2 separate regions of the Mus musculus genome follow, and region 2 is linked to region 1. A link is a contact called in ENCODE POLR2A ChIA-PET data. All regions are on one chromosome and are shown on one strand. The core of a region is the stretch at or near the end of the contact, and the rest is flanking DNA. Distances in the headings are between cores, read along the strand shown. Region 1 holds the start of Slc25a33 (solute carrier family 25, member 33). Region 2 holds the start of Spsb1 (splA/ryanodine receptor domain and SOCS box containing 1).

Region 1 (7,909 bases), core at 2,308-4,807:
ATGTGGCATTGCTGAGCCAAATAACTTATTCACAGATGTCAACAAAAATTCCCAGACTTCCCTCTGAAAATGCTGCCCGAGTTCTTCCTTCCCAGCAAGGGACACACCAGGGAGTAAATTCAAGTGGTTCACAACCTCCTGCTGTAGTTCCGTAGTACAGGTGCTGTAGTCAAATCCTTCCAGGAAACAGGAGCCAAGAGGGACTAGACACGCTTCACGAGGAGGCCAATCTCTGAGCTGGCTTAATACTTAGTCCAGGGAGGAGGAAGGAGAGGTACTGTAGGTCCAGCAGGAACCTGCGCAGTGGAGGAAGGCTGGCATCCCGGAATCAGAAACAGCTCATTCAAAAACTCTGAGGCATGACAGAGCGTTGCATCAGCCACCAATTTAGCTGTTGACCTTGGGTGGATGTGTCCTGCTTGTCTACGAGAGGGAACAAAACAACAGGGCTGCCAACAACATGGGTCTGCAGTGATAGTGGACGTGAAGGACCTTGGAAAAGCTCTCGCAGGCAAGCTGCCTTGCTGACAAGCAGGCTGGAGTCTCAGCTGTGTGTCCAGCTCAGCACTGCACTGGCAGGCCCGAGGAGAAGAAGCCAGGAGACTGGCTCTGCCGAAGGGTTAGAGCCAAGGAAAGGGGTGGGTTCCCAGGGTGGCACCTCCTCTGGTTTAAAGTCCAGTCTAGGATGGGGCATGGCGCGGTGCTTGGGTGGCTGAGGTAGGCAGGCAGAGTTCTGTGAGTTCAAGCTTAGCTTTGCCCATATAGAGAGAGTTGCAGGCTGGCCAGTGCTACATAGTGAGACCTTGTCTCTGAACAGACAGTCAGACAAATAGACAAGCAAACCCCAAAATCCTGCACAGAGAGGGACAACTCCCTTCTAGTTAACAGCCTGGCAGCACCCTGCTTAAGTTCCCCACTACCCTACAAACCTCCTTTTACTGGGGCTGGAGAGGTGGCTCAGCCTACCCTTGGAGAGGACCTGAGTTCTGTCCCCAGCACTGATGTGGTGGTTTGGGACTTTCTGTAACCCCAGATCCAGGGGATCTGACTGCCTCTTCTGGTCTTCTTGGACACTAGGCATACATGTGATATATTTATACACATAATTTTTTTTTTTATTAAAAGACTTAAAAATCAGCCGGGCAGTGGTGGCGCACACCTTTAGTCCCAGTACTTGGGAGGCAGAGACAGGCAGATTTCTGAATTCAAGGCCAGCCTGGTCTACAGAGTGAGTTCCAGGACAGCCAAGGCTACACAGAGAAACCCTGTCTCGAAAAACCAAAAAAAAAAAAAAAAAAAAAAGACTTAAAAATCTATGTCAGCTAAAGTAAGCTCTCATTTCCTAAGCAACGAAAGCGAAGGATTTGGTAGATACAAGAAAGATGAAGAATCTCACCTTTTCCTTTCCTTTGTCCAATATTAGAGTGTAGCTGGTATGGATCCTCCCACATGGAGAGCTCCGCTCTACCACTGAACTCTATGCCCAGATTTGGATCGCTGCTATGCCCAGCTCTGCCTGGCAGCAATGGCTTTACTATAGAGCAATCACTGTGTTTGCAGGTGACTGAGCCTAGCAGTTGTTTCTAAGCAATGCCCACTATCAAATACAGATCTGCCGTGTTTGCTCACAGCTCGCCTCCTACTCCAGTTTCCCTCTGTGTACACACAGGACGTCTGGCAGCTCAGCCGGTTAAAGGCGGTGCTTCTCATCAGATGTGGGAGACGGAAGACAATGGGTTGGTGTGTTCTGCATCCGAATACTCTGGAAGGTAAAGGAGCAAAGGAGTGGCCTGTGGGGACAGCTTCCTCTCAGCTGCAGAGTTGGTGGGACACACACAGACCTGGAGTCCCTAGCAGGGGAGGGGGAAGGAAGGAAGGAAAGGATGAGTTCCAAGACTTGTCAGAGCTAGAAGTGTCAGAAGCAGAAGAAGGGAGAAAGTAAGAAAGAGGGAAGAGAGGGAGGGAGGGAGGGAGGGAGGGGAAGGGAGAGAGTATGAGTCAGTTTAGAAGCTGACATTAATGGCCTTGGTGCCTGTGCAGAATATAGAGTCACTACCAGGGCAGGGAACAGAAGAGACTGAGCAGGCTTGGGGGAGGAGTAGAATGATCAGTTCAATCTAGGACATTTGTTTATTAGTTCCCTGGGCAGTACTAGGTGGCAGGTACCGTGACAGGAACAATCTGTTAAGAACAACCATGAAGTGTAAAAACAAGGCCCCCCACTCCCATGGAGCTTGCATTCCAGAATGGGACAAACAGTTTGAATAAAACAGAGTGAGTACACGAGCCCACATGGAGTCACCGAAGCCATGTGATCAGGGTGCTGCCAGGGCAACCAGGCAAAGCCCAGCCAAGAGCCAGACCTGGAGGTAAGAAGATGCCAGGCTCACTGTGGCAGTGGTCCAGGATATTTAAGGGGAGGAGCGATCTGGGTCGCTCAAGTCCGAGCATCAGCGCACACAGTACAAAATTCACACTGCAAAATACATACCAAATATAATGCTATTTATAGAAAGATCAAGAACACACAAAACACTAAGGGTAGGCTAGAGGAGGGCAGGCTGTTTAGGTGACGTGTTTTTTTTTTTTTTTTCCTATTTAAGCTCAGAGCTGTGAGATGTAATATGTAATCACCATACATGTTTATACATGGAAATATTACAGAATGAAATTCTTAAAAAGATCGGGAGCTCAGGGTAAATGTACTTGCAGCCAAATCCGACAACTTGAGTCCAATTCCTGGGACCCGTGAGGCATGGTGGCTCATGCCTTCAATCACAGCACTCAGGAGGCAGAAGCAGGTAGATCTGTGAGTTTGAGGCCAGTTTGGTCTACACAGTAAGTTCCAGAACACCTAGAACTACACAGAGAAACCCTGTCTCAAAAAACAAGTCAATTCCTGGGACCTGCATGATGAATAGGCAAAACTGACTCCTGCAAGCTGTGCTCTGGTCTTCACCATTAGACAGTGGCATGTGTGAACCCATGACATCCCTTAAAAACACACAATAAAAACCACAAAAAACAGCTGGGTAATCTCAGCACTGGAGAGGCAGAGGCAAAAGGATCAATGTGACTTCGAGGTTATCTTGGTCTACATAGAAAGTTCCAAGGTGCTGGGTAGTGGTGGCGCACGCCTTTAGGCCCAGCACTTGGGAGGCAGAGGCAGGCGGATAAAATGTGAATTTGAGGCCAAGCTTGGTCTACATGGCAAGTTCCAGGCAGTCCAGGACTGCAATGTAAGACTGTCTTAAAAAAAAACAAATCACACACACATAAACATAATTTTAAAAAGAAGAAAAAGAAGAAGAGGTTTGGAGCATAGGGCATGGTTACACACTCAGTTTCCAGCCTCTGAGAAGGACCAAGCAGCTTTGACCAGTTTGCTGGTCATCCTCTTATTATCCTGAGCAGCCCTTCGGGGCCTGATCCCGCCCCGCGTTGCACGACCGCCACGCCCACATCCACCTGCCGTCCAATAGGCGTACGGGATCCGGGCCCACACCTCCGCCGCGCCGCGCCCCGCGACGTCACGGCCCGGCCTCCGCCACGTGACGGCCGCGCGCTAGGCTCTCTGCCTAGCGGCTGGAAAGCGCCGCAGAGGCCGCTGACTGGCCGGGCGCGACGCCGCGGAGGGAGCCGGGCGCCTGGGCCTCCCGCGCGCATGGGCGCGTCGGCGGCTGCCTGAGGAAGGCAGCGAAGCCAGCGGAGCTCAAGACCTCGCGCGTCCCACGAGCGGCTGCGGCGGGCCGCGGAGCCGGCGCGGCCATGGCGACGGGCACTCAGCAGAAAGAGAACACGCTGCTTCATCTCTTCGCCGGCGGGTGAGTCTGGGGCCCGAGCTGCTCTCGCCTCAGCCCCGGCCTTCTCCCCCTGCGTGCCGTGGCCTTGGGAATCCGCGTTTCCCGTCCGTCGCGGACTGGGGTGAAGCCAGGACGGGCAGCCCAGGAGGGTCGTGGCTTCGGCGTCCCCACCGCGGGGTCAGCCGGCACGGCGGCTTTCCACCCGGCGCGTCCGCGGTCCCATCCCCCACCCACCGGCCGCCTCTCGCCGTATTCTCCTTTTGAACAATTCCTGGCTGGTGTGACTGTCACCAGGGGCGATCGCGCCGAGCCCCTGTGGCTCCGGCCTCCTGGCGTTTTCCTGATCACGCTGCGGTCACTCACCGCTGCAGAGGTGCGGATGCTGGAGGTCCCGGGGCAGCTAGCCCAGGAGGTACTGCGCTGGGTCAGAGCTGCGGGCAGGTGTCGCAGGGCAGCCCGTGGCCTGCCCTGCGGAGTATGGGGGGTTGGGGGGGAACGGATGCTGGTCTGCACCACGTGGGACGGTAAATGGGGACCTCGGAAGGTTGGTCAGTGCTAATCGATCCTAAAGCACCTTTCAGTGATTTTCAGTGGAGGAACACATCATGATAGGAGGATACAACTAGGAGCTGAATTAACCCCCTAAAAAAACGAAAGTTTGGGGTTTTCTTTTTTAAATAGTATTTTTCTTTTCCTTTTGTCATAGCTGCTAGTGGCTTGGGACCCTTTTGGTGCTGGTTTTTCAAACTATCTATGGAGCTGTGTCCCCAGCCCTGGGGTCATGAAGAGCTCTTTGAGATTTAGCCCAGCTATTTAAGTTTTACATAACATGCAGCGTTTTTCCTGTGTTATCATCTTCACTTGAGAACTATAACTGGACCTAAACAGTTCCATATACTAGAAAGTAATGGTTAATGAAAGGGTTATCCAGAAAATAACGGTGATGAAAGGGTTTCTGGTGCCTTGGTCCTTTTACCTGGCAGGCTGGCAGTACCTTTCACCCGTCAGATAGCTTTAATGGTTGTGCCTAGGCAGGAGGAATTTCTTGTTCATCCATTTCTGTCAGGCCTTCATTCCTCCTATCCATGTCTTCATTGGTATTAACCTTTGAGAGTAAGCCTTAGAAGGCACCCTCACTTTATATAAATGTGTCATCCCAGGGAACTTAAAGTCTGTTAGGCATATTTTTAAAGCCAAGAGAAATAAGTTTATACTCAATGGGTTGTTTTGTTTGTTTGTTATACTTTTTCTTTTCTTTTCTTTTTTAACTGAGTGGTCTCTTATGTTGTATGTCTGCCTGCTCTTAACTGGGGGAGTTTCAGAGTGGCCTGTGTTGAGGCTCACTACTATAGTTGATGACCCTGTCTGGATGGATTTCCCTGCACACCCTTCACAGTGCCCTCTGGCTGCCAATTCCAGCCTCTTACGTGCTGATAGAGAATACTGCAATGGGCAGTGAGGCTTGCGGGACTCATTAAGAGGCAGGGAGTTTATTAGTGCTGTGCCTGAAGCAGTGGTGTTTAACAAGTTCTGGTTCCTTCATTAGCCATTTAAGATCTCTGTGCTTGCAGATGAGAAAAGAAATGAACCCTCAAAAAGCTGCTTTCAGAGCTCTAATTGGATTTTAGCCTAAAACACCTTTTAAGGTAGAGCATGAAAGGAGTCAGTATAAAGAGGGCACAGACTATAGTTAAAAGTTGTCAGCCCAGGGGTCTGGTAAGCCCTTTCCTCTGTTGTTAGCTGGCATCTCTCCAGAGAGCTAAGTTCAATGCCTTTGAGAAGTCTGAGATCTTGCTTTTAAAATCTGTTGGTTTCCCTTGTTTGTTGAATAATCATTGAAGGCTATGTTCCCAAACAGATTTAACGATATCCCTGATTATAATAATATAAACAAGTTTTGTTTTTTGGAGACAAGGTCTAGAACTCACAGAGATCTTCTGTCTCTGCTTCTACCTCCCAAGTACCACGATTAAAGATATGTGCCACCAGGTCCTGGTAATACACTTCTACTAGCTATCAAAGGCTTATAAATTAATATAACCAGTGAAAATCTATTTTAGATCCTGGAAAAAAAACAGACTGCACCAAAACAATTCATAGTCTTTTTTGTTTGTTTGTTTGTTTATTTTTGGTTTTTGGTTTTTCCAGAGAGGGTTTCTCTGTGTAGCCCTGGCTGTCCTGGAACTCACTCTGTAGACCAGGCTGGCCTTGAACTCAGAAATCCGCCTGTCTCTGCCTCCCAAGTGCTGGGATCAAAGGTGTGTGCCACCACTGTCCGGCCAACTCATAGTCTTTAATTTTTTTTTTCTTAAAGGAACAAGTTTCTGGATTATTTCCCAAGATTATTTCCTATATTAACATATACTAGTCAGATTTTCAGTGTAGCATGTTGCCCTCAGAGAAGAGAACAGAAAGGCCACCACAGACCAAAATCTAGAAATAAGCACTTTGGGAAAGGTTCCGAGTGTATATATGCCCCAACCCAATTTTATACTAACTTTAAATATAAGATTGAGTTGTTTCTGTTTGTTTATTTTGTGTGAGCAGGTCTGGAATTCACCGTATAGCCCAGGCTAGCCTCACACTCCCAGCAATCCTGCCTTAGCCTTCTAAGTACTAGGATTCCAAGGCATGAGCCACGTTGCCTGGCTGGCTAAAGCCCCTGCCTGCTCTTCACTTTGTTTTCTTCATAGTGATGTATTGATTTCCATTGTAGTGTATTTCTGAGTACAGTTTACCTTTAGTACATCTCTGTTTAATATTCAGTCCCAAGTTTATGAAGAGACCGGTGAGGGCAAATCCAATTTTTAAGCCCATATGCGAGTGGGTATCCGTGAATAAATACACCATCACAGAGTGAACGGCATAACTTATAGCAAGCTCCTAAACACACCGATGACATCTTTCTAATCGCCACTTTGTCCCTTCTCGTGCGCTAGAAATCATACCTGTGGAGATACAGCTGCTGAGCCAAAATATCTTTTAGATTTGATTTTATGTGTATGGCTGTTTTGTCTACAGCTATATTTATGTATTACATATAAGCCCTATGCCCATCAGGGGCTAGAAGAGAGTATTGGATCCCCTTGAACTGGGTCACAGATGGTTGTGAGCGGCCATAATCAAGTCTGGTCCTCTGGAAGAGCGGCATGTACTCTTAACCACAGAGCCATCTCTCTAGTCCCAAGCGGTCTCAGCATTTTCGTTTGCCTCCTAGCGTGTGCTGCATCTGTGTGGATGAGGTTCGTTCTGGCATTAACAGTACCTATAAGGTTTGTGCTTTCCTCAGTGTCAGTGTTGTCAAAGCACTCAGACATTGTTACTCTAACAAATAAAGATAGAACTTTAATTTCTTTTGAAATCCCATTTTTTTTAATGATGATTCTTAATGTTTTAACCTTCCTTGTAACCCACCACCCACCAGAGGTAGTGGGAAAAAAAGGATTGGGGATTGGGGGTGGGGGTGGAGGGGATCTTTGGAGCAACTCTGGTCTGTGTTGTCTGGAAATCAGCAATTCATATCACAGGTTAGCAGGCAGCAGCAGCTTGATCAACTCACAAACACCTCATTGGCTACACCAGCAGTCCAGTTAGGTAGAGTCAGGTTAGCAAAGAGCAGTGACTTGACCTAGCAGAGACAGCCAGGCCTCAGCCTTGGCACAAGTCAGCAGGAGAGACCAGCAGGAACACCAGGAGAGGTTCTTGGCTGTGCCTCTCAGGGAAGTGAAGATCAGTGAAGACGTGAGACCCACAAGCATTACACAGCTACCTCTATAAGCAAGCCTAGGTTAGCCTTCACCACTGTCCATCAAGACCTATTTATACCCTTCAGTGTCCGCTCCAGTGAAACATTCCTTCATGAGTCTGCCTTAGCCTTTCACACCTGTGTCCACTTTAACTACATGTTTTTTTGGTTTTGGTTTTGGTTTTAGTTTTTTGAGACAGGGTTTCTCTGTGTAGCCCTGGCTGTCCTGGAACTCACTCTTGTAGACCAGGCTGGCCTGGAACTCAGAAATCCGCCTGTCTCTGCCTCCCAAGTGCTAGGATTAAAGGTGTGCACCACCACTGCCCAGCCTTTTAACTACATGTTTGCTCCAGCAAAACAC
Region 2 (7,909 bases), core at 2,117-4,616, 180 kb before region 1:
CTCAGATCATGGGGGAGAGGCGTGGACTGGAGATTCCCGAGAAGCTCCTATAACCGGCCTCGCAGAAATGAAAATATTCCAAAGAGACACTTTTATTTTTCAATTTGACTGTCAGACTATTGAAATAATGGACCCCAAAGAAATGGGAATTTCCCCAGGAATCTCATGCTGGCAGGAGAAAGGACTCTGGCTAGAGGGGGAACTTGTCTCCCAGAAAGATTTCACATAGTTCTAAGAACTCAGACCTCCCTATGGGATGCGGCTGAAGCCCAAGCCATGATGGGCCAGCGGGACCATATTTTGACCGTAACTGCCTAGATACGCGTATTCTTGGTCCCTACCTCACGTCACAACCCCACAGATGAACTTGTGGCATTTATGAGATCTCTCCAGTGTGACCACACCAGATATATCTTCTTTTTCTGCTGCTTTCCACTTTTAATTTGGCTACCTTAGTAGGCTTCTTTTTTTTTTTTTTTTTTTTTTTTTTTTTTTTTTTTTTTAGTTTTTTTGAGATAGGTTTTCTCTGTGTAGCCCTGGCTGTCCTGGAACTCATTCTGTAGACCAGGCTGGCCTCGAACTCAGAAATCCGCCTGCCTCTGCCTCCCAAGTGCTGGGATTAACTTAGTAGGCTTCTTGAGGATAGGTGACCCAACCTGATTTGAACTCATGTTGTAACCCCACATTCGACAACATGCCCAGGCCAGCTAGCCTGGTGTATGCAGCAGTGAGCACTAAAGCCGAGTCTGAGATGCAGCGGATGGCGAGGACCAGTGCCTGAGGTTGTCATGACCTCTGTAGGCACGCTGCTGTATCCACATGTACATTGCATATACTGACATGCACACAAAATTAACTTCAAACAAATCGAGTCTCTGCAGGTTAAGTATCTTGGTCAAGGACACCCAGTGGGTGAACAAAGGTTCTTGGGTTTACGCTAGGCTGGTCTTAATGCAAGGGGCCTCAGAGAAGACAAGGGCCCTGTACCCTTTAAAGAATGGCAGGGTTCTTCCCTGCGGGCCCCAACTATCCAAGACACCTCTAGCTAGACCTCAAACTAACATCAGAGAGAGCAATTCTGTGAGGGCTTGTTCCCTAATCATCCATCCTTATCATTTTCTGAAGGTTAGAGAAGTGAGTGAGCAAATCATATCAACAGAACCCATGATGTACAAGATGTGGGAGTGGGGTCTCGGGGCAGCGTGAACAGAACTGGGAGTCCAGAGCCTCCTCCTCCCCTGGGGCCTGATTTGACTCAGGCTTAAGCAATCATCAGCCGACCTTTCGATCGTATTTATCAGCTGGTGTATCAGCTATTGCGAGCTAATGACTTTTCAACAAACAATAGGATCACGCCCCTTCCCCTCACATTCCGGCTTTGAGGACTCTTTCACAGTGCTCTGACTCACCGAAGTCACTGCTGTATGACTAACGGAGATTTACTAGCCCACCTTCCCGGTGTCCCAGGGATAAGAACGATGACTGTCAGGTAAGCTTAGATATTCAGACCATCAGTATCCATTTACCCAACAGGGTCAGAACTCAGGAGTGCTGATAGAGAAATATTCAAGCCTTTTGAGAGCTGTCTTTCTTGGGGTCAAAGCTAAGAGGACCCAAATGGACAGCTGCCATTCTTTTTTTTTTAATTAATTAATTAATTTATTATATATAAGTACACTGTAGGTTTCTTTAGACACACCAGAAGAGGGTATCAGATCCCATTACAGATGGTTGTGAGCCACCATGTGGTTGCTAGGACTTGAACTCAGGACCTTTGGAAGAGCAGTCAGTGCTCTTAACCACTGAGCCATCTCTCCAGCCCCCCCGACAGCTGCCATTCTAACCATTTGAAACAGCTTCCATCTGTTCTGGAAGCTTTCCCCCAGGCAAAAGACAAGTCTTAGAAGAGAGTACATAGTCCCAGGTGTAGTGCTGCAGTACCTGCCCTGTGAGGTGACCGACCACACCTGATAAGGGACACGTACTTCTCGCTCAACATATGGAACATGCTCTCTTTCCAAGCTATATGGGTCAGTGGCTGCCGTGCTCACAGGGAATGCTTCAAATTCCCAGACTTTGAAGAGTCCAACAGGAGGGAGTCACCCCCCTGAGTCACCGGCAAGGCTGCCTGCTCGAAGAGCCAATAGCGCCCCGGAGAGGCCGCTTTCCCCACGCAGACCCACCTTGTCCATAGCAGTCTGGAAGCTTCTGTGTTTTCAAACAAAATTGGCAACAGTGAGGTGGTTGGAATCTACACAGTAGCCTCCGGCCCTTCGGGTCTTTACAGTGAGTGATTAAATAACTTCAGCGGCCACAGTATTTATAGCAACTTCTCTAGCATCCCTCCCCACGTATGGGTGAGGAGTGGGAAGATCTTAAGGGGATATCGCGAAGATGGGAGTGAAAATTCCCTCAGTCACCTGTGACTACTCTCTTCTGTAATGACGGGAAAGGAAAATCCCTTTCAGACTAGAGCTTCTAACGGTGTACTTTTAATGTGAAGTCCCTGTCGCTTGTGCCATCCTAAACTCATTGTCTAGGTACTGTGGACGCCTATGCGACCAGGACCTCGGGGTCTTGAAGTTCTGAGTTGCCTGTCTGTCTCCATGAGCGCGGAAACAGTAAGTATAGAGCAGCCGGATTACACATGGACTCATAGACAGTTCCTTTGCACGACAGCATTACAGAACCTTAACCCGGAGTTTCAAACGAGTTAAGCAAGATCTTGCTCCTGTGATTACTGCTATAACCTCACCCTGCCAAACATTTTTTCCCTAAAGAATGAACCTCAGCTCCTCAATACAGTGCTGGACACCACCGCAGCCCCCGCGCAGGTTTTCTGTTATTATGATCCTGGCCTTAGGTCCAGCCTTTCCTAAAAACTTCTCCAGAGGAATCAAAGCTCTTGCTGCAGAGGCCAAGGCAGAGCGATGTATGTCTGAGCCTACAGCCCTTCTGCAAGAAGGTGGTATCGGGGGCTACAGAGTTCGCAAAGCCCCAAGCCTGCCCTGCCTCAGAGCCCTGCGCGCTCCGGGCTCTCGGGCGACCAGCGCCGCTCAACGCTAGGAAACCCAGCGCTGGGTCGGAAAGTAGAGGGGCGTGGCAGGAGAAGGGGCGTGGTGTAGGGCGGGGCTAAGCGGGAAAGTGCGGAGGGGAGGGCTGTGAGGAGCGCCAGGCAGAAGGGAGGGTTGCGATAAAAAGGGCGTGACCTGAGGCGGGGCGTGGTGAAGGAGCGTGACATGGGGCGTGGCAGGGCAAATGGAGGCGGGGTGGAGCGTACAAGCCCCGCCCACGGCGCGTCCTTCTTTTTTCTCCGCCCTCCCACCTTAGAGCTGTCGGTGGCTTTTTCTTCTCAGCGCAGGAGTCGCGCTCGAGCGGCCCGCGCGCTTGCTGCAGGAACCAGCTCCAGGCGCTGGCGCCGGGGCCACGGGGAGGAAGCGACTTCGCTCTCTGCAGCGGGCGCGGCCCTGGGCACCGCGAGCCTCCGGAGCTCCAAGAGCTGCGGCCTCTCTGTGCGCGGTAGGCGGCATGGGACACCGAAGACCGGTTGGGTGGGCGCGCGTTCGGGCTCTGGGATCCGGGGATGGGGGAGACACGGGGACCACCACGCTGAGAGAACTGAGAGGGTGGGCGCGGGGCAGAGCGTGGGCATAGGGTGGGCACCCGGCGTGGAGCCATGATCGATCTTGGGTCCCCGGAGAGGGGCCGGGCGCCGCCCAGTGCGCTGCCGCTTCTGCTGCGGAGGCTCTGGGGTCCCACCTGCGGGGGCGGCATTGGGTGGGGACCTCAGTGGAGCGGGGACAGTCGCTCCCTAAGATGAGCCTAGGCTGCAAACCGAGAAAGAGGCCTGGGGCTCTCCTTAGTCCCAGGGCGCCTTAGGGTTCTGATTGTTGAGGGGGACTCCCATCGCCAAAGTCGAGGGGACCCCTTCTGCCCCATGCATCGCGACCCTGCTGAGTTAAGTTAGTTTCGCTTTTCCCGCCAGTCCGGGCTCTGATTTGTAGCGGCCCTAGTCCCCCTTCCCGATCCGGCCCCCGTAGCGCCTCTCTCTGGGAGACTGCCTGGTGACACTGCGCGCGGCGCCAGCCACCCCGGAGCCGCCGATGCTTCTCCGGGCAACCGAGGTTATGTCAGGAAATCGATGGAAACAGAGAAACAAGAGCAGCCTGAATCGGATGGTAGAGCAGAGGATGAGTTGTCCCGCGCCTGACGAGTGTGCGAGGACTTGCTAATCTCCAAGTTTAAGGATGTGCCATGGCAAAGACTGAATGTTCACAAATGGTGCCTGTGAAGATGTTTGCCAGCCAGGAAGTTGTGTGTGCTTTTGCGAATGAGAGTGTGACCTTGTGAGTTTCTGTTCGTGTCTGTTGTTGTGTATCGTTGTGAATATGTGTGTTTCCTAAATGTTCTTGCCTGTCTGTGAACAGTAGTGGGGCTGGCCATTGGCTCTGGAAGGTTGTGGAGTATAACTCCCCTTGCTTGGTTGGTTTTGGTAAGTGGGGTATTGCTGGAGTGCTGGCTGGCACCTTTCCAGGGAAGCTCCTGCCAGCTGAGCGGGGCTCAGGCTCCTCTCTCTTTTTCTCTGAACTCAAGCTGTACAGTGTGGTGGTGAGCTGGCAGAAGCTGCTTCCTGAGTGAGTAATAGTTAATTAAACACTTTAGTTAGTAACATCAGAAACTGCTCATGAGCTGAGTTTTAACAGGTGTTTATGGTAAGAGCGCCAGCCCCCATGATGAAGGCTTGGTGTCCTTGAAGGTTTAGGATCGCCGACGAGTGTGTGTGTGTATGTGTGTGTGTGTGTGTGTATGTGGGTACACACACACACACACACACATACACACACACACTCACACACACACACACACACACACACACACACACACACACACACACACACACACGCTGAGGTAGGATGGCCTGGAGGGAGTTGGCTTTCTTCCTAATTGTTAGACTCTAGGAGAGAGTGGGATTGCCTTTTCCTTTCTGCCCTACGCCTTCCCAGCTCGCATCTCTGGGAGGCAGAAAGCACTACACTAACATTAGTGGTACAGACAGAGGGAACCATTCAGTCAGAGAATCCCAACATCATTTAGAGACTATCTGCCCAGACCAACCCTTTCCCAGTGGAGGCCCAGAGAGGTTGGGTGATTTAGCCAAAGTGCACAGCCAGGGCTATGCACCAAGACAAAAATCCTGGCTGTTGCTTACTGTCCCTAGCTCTGAGGTCATAGGCCAGTTATCTGCAAACTGACGGGCTGGATTAGATCATCTGAAACAGTTCTTCTCCTTTTACTGCAGGGAACACTTCTTCCAATAGATCGAAGATGTTATCTAGATGGGAGATATGGAGTTTCTGAATCCGGAAACTTTACAAGCCTTTTTCTTCCTTAGCCTGTATCCCACTCAAATCAGCCAGACCAAAACCTGGGGAGAAGCCATAACTGTCAGTCTTAGGAAGGCTGGTTCTTGCCTGGGGCCCTGGGTGAAGTCACTTAGGGGGTAAATTAGGCTTCTTGAGTGCGAGGCTGTGCCAGCAAGGGTGGACACACCCTTCAATGGATTCCTCGTGGCTGCTGCATAAAATGGGTCCCCTTGGAATCAGCAGAGATGTTGAATTTCTCCTTGCTCCCCAGGCGCTTCTCATAGTGTTGTGAGTTTAATCTAGGGACTTCACACCAGTCTCTTTCAGAAATAGTGTGTGGCCAATATTCATGAATTGATTCATCTTTTTGTTAGGATGCACAGTGCATGGCAGGTATGCCTCCATGGGTCTGGGCGCCAGCACACAGTCCCTGCGTTCCCTGCAAGCCAGATTAGTGAGAGCAAGAGCAAAAGGCTGCCTATCACCCGGGGCTCTCAGTGCCGTGCCCACCCTTCTGCAGATGGCATCCCCGCCATTGGGCTCTGCTGTGAGCTCTCATCGCACTCCTGCTGGGCAACGGCTGGCACTGGTGGCAGCCTCCAAGCCAAGTGCTTGACACATTGCATTGTCTACACTTCTGAGGTGCTTGGATTGGGCGCTCACCGCTTCCACCCCCCTCTGCCCCAGCAGGTTACTTAACCAAGGTCTGTTTGCCATTGAAGGGTGGAGTCAAAACTTCAATCCAGTCACCATCACCATGGCAGTGTAACTCTCTTGTGCCTTCCCTGTCCCTTCAGCAAGTTTGTGTTATTATCGAGTGTGTACTGTGTGTGTGTAGGGGGTGCACATATGCCATAGCATGTGTGTGCATGTGTGTGTGTGTGCCAGTTTGTGGCACTTTGTCTGCTGAACCATCTTGATAGCCCCTGTTAACTTTATAAGTGGATTTTTCTGTTGTTGCTGCAAAAAACTCAATTATAGACTTGTAGAAAAGATAATGTGTAACACCGTGGGGTTGCTGGGAATCGAACTCAGGACCTCTGGAAGGGGCGTCGGTGCTCTTAGTCGCTGAGCCATCTCTCCAAGACTGGAAATGATAATGGAATGAACACGCCTTCACCTTTCTTCACCAGTTCTGAGGGTCATCATGTGCACATACATGTACGTATACCTGCATACATACATGTTGGAATATTCAGAAGCAGAAATATGTTGCCTTTCCTATGGTACCTTGTAAGGTGTATTAAAGGGGAGAGTTGGGCTAAAAACAGACCCCGTGACTCTGTATGAGGGGAAGGTTTGTGTGCCATCTTGTGTGTCTTCACTTTCTGCACTTTGAAGGAGAAGATGATGCTATCTATATTCTGTCGATGACCATGACCGTGCTGCCAGCAGCCCATGGGGGCTCCAGTTTGGTGCCGCTCTGCTCTTCAGAGCCGCTGGGCAGCGCCTGGCTTATTTAGCATTGTAAAAGTTCTGTTCCTTGCCTAATATTAAAAACAATGAGTCTGAGGATCCTGAGGCAAACCACATGGATTTAGGCCGTCTTGGCCTCCCTGAAGAGTTGGGCAAGAGAAGCCGCCAAGGCACAGCCCCGCTCTGAGGCCGGCCGTGGAGTCGCAGACCTTGTGCAATGCTCACGCAGGGGTCACGGCAGGCCTGGGTGTTAGGAAGGAGAGATGATTTGTCAACAAATGCTGGATCAGACATCAATCCAAGCTTAGCTCTCCAGCTTGCAGAGCTGACCATGGCTGGAAGGGGCTGGGAGCCCCTGCTTTCCCCCAACTTCTGCGTGCCCCGGGCTGAAGGTGGAGGAGGGTAGTGACTGGGATGTGACCTCCACACTCACGGAAGGACAGCTGAGTGGGAGATTGGCGTCTCAGGGTGGGAGGACCCTGCCTGTGACAAGGTCTCTACTCTGCCCCTCACGGTGAACCCTGCTTGCCACGTTAGCTATGTGGCTATGAAGCTTCCAGCTGTTTTGGGGGCCACCTTGATTGTTAAATTTACACCTGTGTAAGTTACTTTTCTTATTGCTATGGTGAAATATCTGATTTTGTTATATGTACATATACATATATATATGTATACATATATATACACACACACATATATACATATATATACATATATATATATATATACATAGATATGAAAATATAACAAAGAACAACTTAAAGGAAAGGCAGTTTCATCATCTTGGGGAAGGTGTAAGCACAGAAGCCAGAGGTTCCTGGTGTCATGGTGTCCACGGTCAGAAAACAGTGAGATAGGTGCCCATGCTCAGCTGGCTTTATCCTGTTCAGTTAGCCCGTCTTGGGCGGTGACACTTACATCCAAGGCTGGTCTTCCCTCCTCTTGAAACAGCCTCACAGACACACTAGTCTCTGAGGTGATCCTAAATCCTGTCAAGTTGACCAGGAAGACTAAACATCATGGCACCTCTGAGCTGTGAGCATCGGCATCCCCTACCTGTCATCCCACCCTTAAGGAGCAAAGGTGCTCTCCCTTGGGGTCACCTCCCTTTGGGCCATCTTACCTGTGCA

Evidence for each region. ChIA-PET counts read pairs that join two places held with the same protein, here RNA polymerase II (POLR2A).
Region 2: POLR2A ChIA-PET joins it to region 1 with 22 read pairs in Patski. The contact joins the promoter of Spsb1 here to the promoter of Slc25a33 in region 1. POLR2A ChIA-PET finds 5 or more read pairs at or near these places in 4 of 5 experiments (Patski and embryonic stem cell).

What each region holds. Positions count from the first base shown.
Region 1 is chr4:149,769,915-149,777,823 of GRCm38, reverse strand. It overlaps Slc25a33 (solute carrier family 25, member 33), which reads left to right and starts at 3,557. Exons shown (of 7, transcript NM_027460.2): 1 at 3,557-3,824. The coding sequence starts at 3,769.
Region 2 is chr4:149,950,463-149,958,371 of GRCm38, reverse strand. It overlaps Spsb1 (splA/ryanodine receptor domain and SOCS box containing 1), which reads left to right and starts at 3,366. Exons shown (of 3, transcript NM_029035.2): 1 at 3,366-3,519.